Linked DNA regions of Homo sapiens: region 2 is linked to region 1. The links are chromatin contacts, found by Hi-C or POLR2A ChIA-PET in ENCODE. All regions are on one chromosome and are shown on one strand. The core of a region is the stretch at or near the end of the contact, and the rest is flanking DNA. Distances in the headings are between cores, read along the strand shown. Region 1 holds the start of PIM2 (Pim-2 proto-oncogene, serine/threonine kinase). Region 2 has its middle 16 kb from the start of SUV39H1.

Evidence for each region. A loop is a pair of places that touch in the nucleus more often than their neighbours do. ChIA-PET counts read pairs that join two places held with the same protein, here RNA polymerase II (POLR2A). Pooled maps may share reads with other maps.
Region 2: a pooled map shows a loop between it and region 1 (3-fold over the local background). The contact joins the enhancer-like site here to the promoter of PIM2 in region 1. A Hi-C loop is called at or near these places in 1 of 168 maps with a recorded cell type or tissue (naive thymus-derived CD4-positive, alpha-beta T cell) and 5 of 50 pooled maps. POLR2A ChIA-PET finds 5 or more read pairs at or near these places in 1 of 52 experiments (activated naive CD4-positive, alpha-beta T cell).

Annotation. Positions count from the first base shown.
Region 1 is chrX:48,917,621-48,920,320 of GRCh38, reverse strand. PIM2 (Pim-2 proto-oncogene, serine/threonine kinase) reads left to right here and starts at 1,297. Exons shown (of 6, transcript NM_006875.4): 1 at 1,297-1,547; 2 at 1,676-1,785; 3 at 2,490-2,540. The coding sequence starts at 1,487. RefSeq lists silencers at 1,051-1,290, 1,381-1,520.
Region 2 is chrX:48,711,717-48,714,416 of GRCh38, reverse strand. No RefSeq gene overlaps it. Among named protein-coding and RNA genes, the nearest start is that of SUV39H1, 16 kb to the right of the region's middle. RefSeq lists an enhancer at 1,045-1,339. Within about 2 kb of position 1,381, at least 4 of the 41 ENCODE cell types and tissues checked have a DNase peak (open chromatin) inside an H3K27ac peak, as active enhancers do.

The DNA.
Region 1 (2,700 bases), core at 48-2,547:
TTGTGACACTGCCACAAAATGTGATTCTATCACATCAGTACATGTCTGCCTTCAGAGCAGTGCATGTGTGTCCCTGGAGCATCTGTGCATCTTCCTGTGACAGACTCTGCGTCTCTCATTTCTGGGACAGTACAAGTCTTGCTGTGACAGTGCATATCTGATGGTGACAGTGTGTTTGTGACAAGTTCTGCCAGTGTGACGGGACATTTCTGTGTCATCACATGGCAAATGTAGGTCTGCGTGAGTGCCTTTCTGTAACAGTGTATCTCTGGGTGTCATTCTAGGACATAACTATTTTTCTGACAGTGTGCTTGCCTGAAAGTGTATGTCAGTCTCTGGCTGCATGTGTATCTAGGTCGTTTCTGTGAATGTGTCTGACAGTATGTGTTTGTGTATATCTTGGCATTCATGTGTCTTTGGAGTGCATTTTTCTTCCTGGGGTGTGGCGCCTTTTCTGGCTGTTTTTCACAAATTTGTGTCTGAGAGTTGCCACTTCTCTAGCAGCCTCTATCATGTCTCTCAGTCCTTGCCTCTCTCAACTCCAAGAGCAGCCCCATGCCACCACCACTCTGGGCTCACCCCCATCCCCCAAGAACCACCCCCTGCTGTTCTAGATTCTAGACTTGCTGACTGGGCCCAGGGCTCAGGGTTAAAAGCTCCAATAAACACTCACCAGGCAATGCTGCCTTTGACCAATGCACACCCGTGGCGTTGATGGTAGGGGTTCCCCCTCCCTGGCTACCAGATATTTCCAGGGCCCTGGCCTCAGCTTTCCAGTGAAGGCCGCCAGTCGCCTGGAGGACTCCGGTGAAGGAGTCCGACAAGCACCTTTCGAGACGGAGTCTTGGATAGCCACAAGCGCGAATTCTTAGAAGCCCGGCCTGGCGCTATCTCTGTGCTAATATCCAGGCAGCGGCGGCAAACCAACTTCCCAGGAAAGGATACTGCGCAGTTATTTTTTAAGTGTAAATACACACACACACCGCCACCACTACCAACAACAACCCCGCGCAACAACCAAAACAAGCGCGGTGCTGCAAAGGGATTCCCAGAACCGGTTTCCTCTTGGTGTGAGCCCCACCTCAAGCCCCCTCATTTACATGCAGGCCCCGCCTCCTCGGAAGAACCGAGCGTGTATTTGCATAAGGGGGCCCTTGAAACGATGAGGGTGGTATGCAAATAAGAACTGGCTCCGATTGGCTGTGGTACAGCAGGTGCCGCGTCCGGATTGATCAAAGCCAGGTGGGCGGGGCTGTCGCCCAGGGTGACTCTCCCGGGAGGCGCGTGCCCAGGCTCAGTAGCATTGGGGCTGGCGCGCGCGGCGAATCTCAACGCTGCGCCGTCTGCGGGCGCTTCCGGGCCACCAGTTTCTCTGCTTTCCACCCTGGCGCCCCCCAGCCCTGGCTCCCCAGCTGCGCTGCCCCGGGCGTCCACGCCCTGCGGGCTTAGCGGGTTCAGTGGGCTCAATCTGCGCAGCGCCACCTCCATGTTGACCAAGCCTCTACAGGGGCCTCCCGCGCCCCCCGGGACCCCCACGCCGCCGCCAGGTGAGTACATCCTCCCCTACTGCAACCAGACGGGGTGGGCTGGAATGATGGGTTGCAGCGCGGGGGGAGGGAGTCGTGGCTGGGCTCAGCACGCCGCCACCCTGACTTCCTCGCCTCCGCCTGCGTAGGAGGCAAGGATCGGGAAGCGTTCGAGGCCGAGTATCGACTCGGCCCCCTCCTGGGTAAGGGGGGCTTTGGCACCGTCTTCGCAGGACACCGCCTCACAGATCGACTCCAGGTATCCGTCATGAGGGTCTTGGGAGGGTCAGGTGCGTGTGGCGGGGGCGGGGGTCCTGGCCCTGGAATGCTGGTTGACCGAGGAGTGAGCCTGCAGAGTGTGTAGAGGACCAGGTGTGTGTGTGTGTGTGTCCGTGTCCGTGTCCGAGGAGTGAGCCTGCAGTGTGTGTAGAGGGCCAGGTGTGTGTGCGTGCGCGTGTGTGTGTCGGTCTAGGAGGTTATGGGCGGGGGGGGGGGGCAGGGGGCTTCAGATTCCGGAGTTCCTTGACCCCGGGGTCCAGGCTGTGTATGTGTGGGAAAGCAGGGACCTAGATGTGAGATTTGTGGGACTTTTGGAGGTAGGTGTCCAGTGTGGAGTCATGCGGACCAGGACCCTGGTACAGAGTTGGGGTGTCGTAGAGCTAAATAGGAAGATTGTGGGCCTGGGGTATCAGGAAATCTAGAACTCAGGACTTGGAGTGATGAGTCCTGATGCCTGAGAACGGAGAGCCCAGGGCTAAGGAAGGTGGGAGAGATAAACTTGGTTCCGAGGACCTGGAGGGCAGGGGAGACGCCCTGGTACGCGTTCTGTGGGGTGCTGTGGTTGGGGACCAGAAAGACTAGAGTGCTGGTAGATGGAGGAATACTGGAGGTAGGCAGAAGGTCTAGACTGGGAGGGGTCTGGGGATCACCTGCTGGCCTCCTTATCACGGCCTTCTTCTCCAGGTGGCCATCAAAGTGATTCCCCGGAATCGTGTGCTGGGCTGGTCCCCCTTGGTGAGTACCTTCGGAGCCCTTCCTAACCTACCTACTCCATCACTGATGTATTCACCTCCTTGCTTTTCCAGGGGATGTATGACTCCCTGGGCCCTGTAACAGTGAGAATACTGCCAGCCCATTTATACTCCCTTGGGGTGACATACAGTTCTGATTCACC
Region 2 (2,700 bases), core at 132-2,631, 210 kb after region 1:
CTTTGTGGGTGTATATCCCTTGGTTTATGATCTCTGATCCTTTGTGGGTTTATATTTTAGGATGTGAAGTCTCTATTGTGACTGTGGGTGTGTGTCCCAAGACGTAAATTCTCTGGCCTCTTTTTGGGTTTATGTTCCAGGATGACAGGCTCTATGTGTATTTCTAGCCTGCAAGGTCTATTACTTATTTGTGGGTGTAAGTCCAAGGGTATGAATTCTCTGATCTCTTTGAGGGTCAGCGTACCAGAATGTCAAGTCTAGTTTGGTTATGGGTGTATGTCAAGATGTGAGCTCTCTGATCTCCTTGTGGTTGTATGTCTCAGGATGTGAGGGTTCTGATCTGTTCCTGTATGTTTGTCAACAGTGTGTAATCTCTGATCTGTTTGTGGCTCTGTGTCCCAGGTTGTGAGGTTCTGACCTGTCTTTCTTTCTTTGTCCCAGCATGCGAGATCTCTGAGGTGTTTGGGTTTATGTCCCAGGAATTGAGTCTCTGGTCTCTTTGTGAGTGTGTGCCTCAAGTAATATGTGAGGTCCCTGATGTAGTCTTTGGTTTATTTCCCAAGGTGTGAGTGCTCTGATCTATTCATGGGTATATGTCCTGGCATGTGAAGTGTCTGGTATTTTTATGTGTATATGTCTCAGGGACTGAGTTCTGTGATCTGTTTGTGGGTATAAGGCCCCAGATGTTAGTTCTCTGAAATATTTGTGGGTGTATATCTCAGCTTGTGTGGTTTTTGATCTTTCTGTGAGTATGTCACAGGATGTGAGGTCCCCGTTCTTTTTGGGTGTGTGTTTCCTAGAATTTGGATTTTCTGAGCTGTGTGTGTGTGTGTGTGTGTGTGTGCGCGCGCGCGCGCACATGTCACAGGGTTGAGGTCCCTGGTCTGTTTGTTGGTGTATGTCCAGGATGTGAGTTCTCTGATCTCTTTGGGTGTGTACGTCCCACAATTTGAGGCCTCTGAATTAGTTGATACTCTGCATCCAGCATATTAATTCTCTGAAATATATTTTGGGGTCTATACCCTAAGTCTCAGAAGGATTCTGAATCCTGAATGCGAGGGTTCTGCGCTTTTTCTGGTCTACATTCCAGGGGGGTGAGTTCACTGGGCTGTTTTGCGGACTGTGTTTACCTTGTGAGGTCTCTGAGCTGTTTGTCCACTGGTGTCCTAGGATACGTGGTCCCTGAGCTCTTTTGGTTTCAAAGTCCCTTGACCTGTTTGGGATATATTTTCAGGCGTGAAGTCTCTGTTCCTTTTCAGAGGGCTCAGTCCCGGGGTTTGATATATCTGACTCATTAGGGGTTTGTTCCAGGGTTAAGGTCTCTGAGCTTGTAATGGGTGTGTGTGCGCCAGTGAGTGAGTTTTCTGAGTTGTTTGAAGGTCTATAGGTGTGAAATTTCTTAACTCTCTGGTGGTTCCTGTGCAGAGTATGATGTCTCTGAACTATTTAGCAGTCTCTCTTTTCAGGTGTGAGGTGTTTGTACCCTTGTATGAGAACTCTGATGTATTTGAGTATCACCGCCAAACTGTTTTGAGCCAATGTCCCAACAAATGAGTTATCTGTGATGCCGTGGGTTTTGTCCTAGGGTTGATTTTCCTGAGCAGTTTCAGGATCTGTTTCCAGAGTCTGATGTCTTTGTACTAATAATGTCTTTTTACTGTTTCAAGCCTCTGGAGTGCTTCACCCTCTGTGTCCCAAAGTGTCAGATCTCTGATCTCTGTATTCCTTGGTGTTGAGGTCCCTCAACTGTTATGTTTCCAAGAGTGAGACAGTTCCTGTTGAGGGAGTCTCAGTCCCAGGGTATGAGGTCTGTGACTTATTAGGGGTCTGGTTCTAGGGTTTGGGGTCTCTGAGCAGTTTGGGGTTCTGTTATCAGTTTCTGACGTCTCTCTAGTATTTGGGGGTCTATGCCCGGGTTGTATGTCACTGGGTCACTCGGCTGTTAAGGGGTCTGTATCCTAGGGTGTAAAGTTTGTCAACTCTGAGCATTTTTGCATTGTCTGTCTGCTGTGTGAGGTCTTTGGCATGTTTGTGGGTTTACTTTTCAGGTTGTGAGGTTAACTCTTTGAGGGTTTGTGTCCCATAATATGAGGTGCTTGAGCTGTGCGGGCATACTTAGCCAGGATGTGATATCTCTGAACTGTTTTCATGTCTGTCTCCCAGGTTAGAAGTTCTCTGAGTCATTTGGGAGCCTGTGTCCACAATGTGAGGTCCTAAGCCGTTTTGGGTCTGTGTTCCAGTTATGAAGTGTCTCTACTGTTTGTGGCCAACTTTGCACAAAGGTTTCAAAGCTGTTTGGTGATCTGTGTCCATGACTATCAGCCATCTGAAATCTTTCCGGATAAGGACAAAGGGCAAGTTCCATGAATGGTTTTGAGGACTGAGTCCAGGATGTGATATTCCTTAAGCATTTAGAGGTCTGCGTTTAGAGTGGGAAGACTCCGAACTGTTTGGGGGTCTGAGCCTAGGATATGAGGTTTCTAAGCTGTTTGGGGTCCGTGTCCAGGGGGTGTGATCTCAGTTCCTCAGGGTTTTTGTCATAGGGTGTGAAGTCTTTAAGCTCTATAGAGGGTTTATGTCCACACTTTCAGGTCTGTGGGGCCTCTGAGCTGTTTGGGGATCTGTCTCGGTGTATAAAGGCTGTGAGCTATTTTGGGGAACTCTATGTCCAGTATATGACATCTCTGAACAGGAATCTGT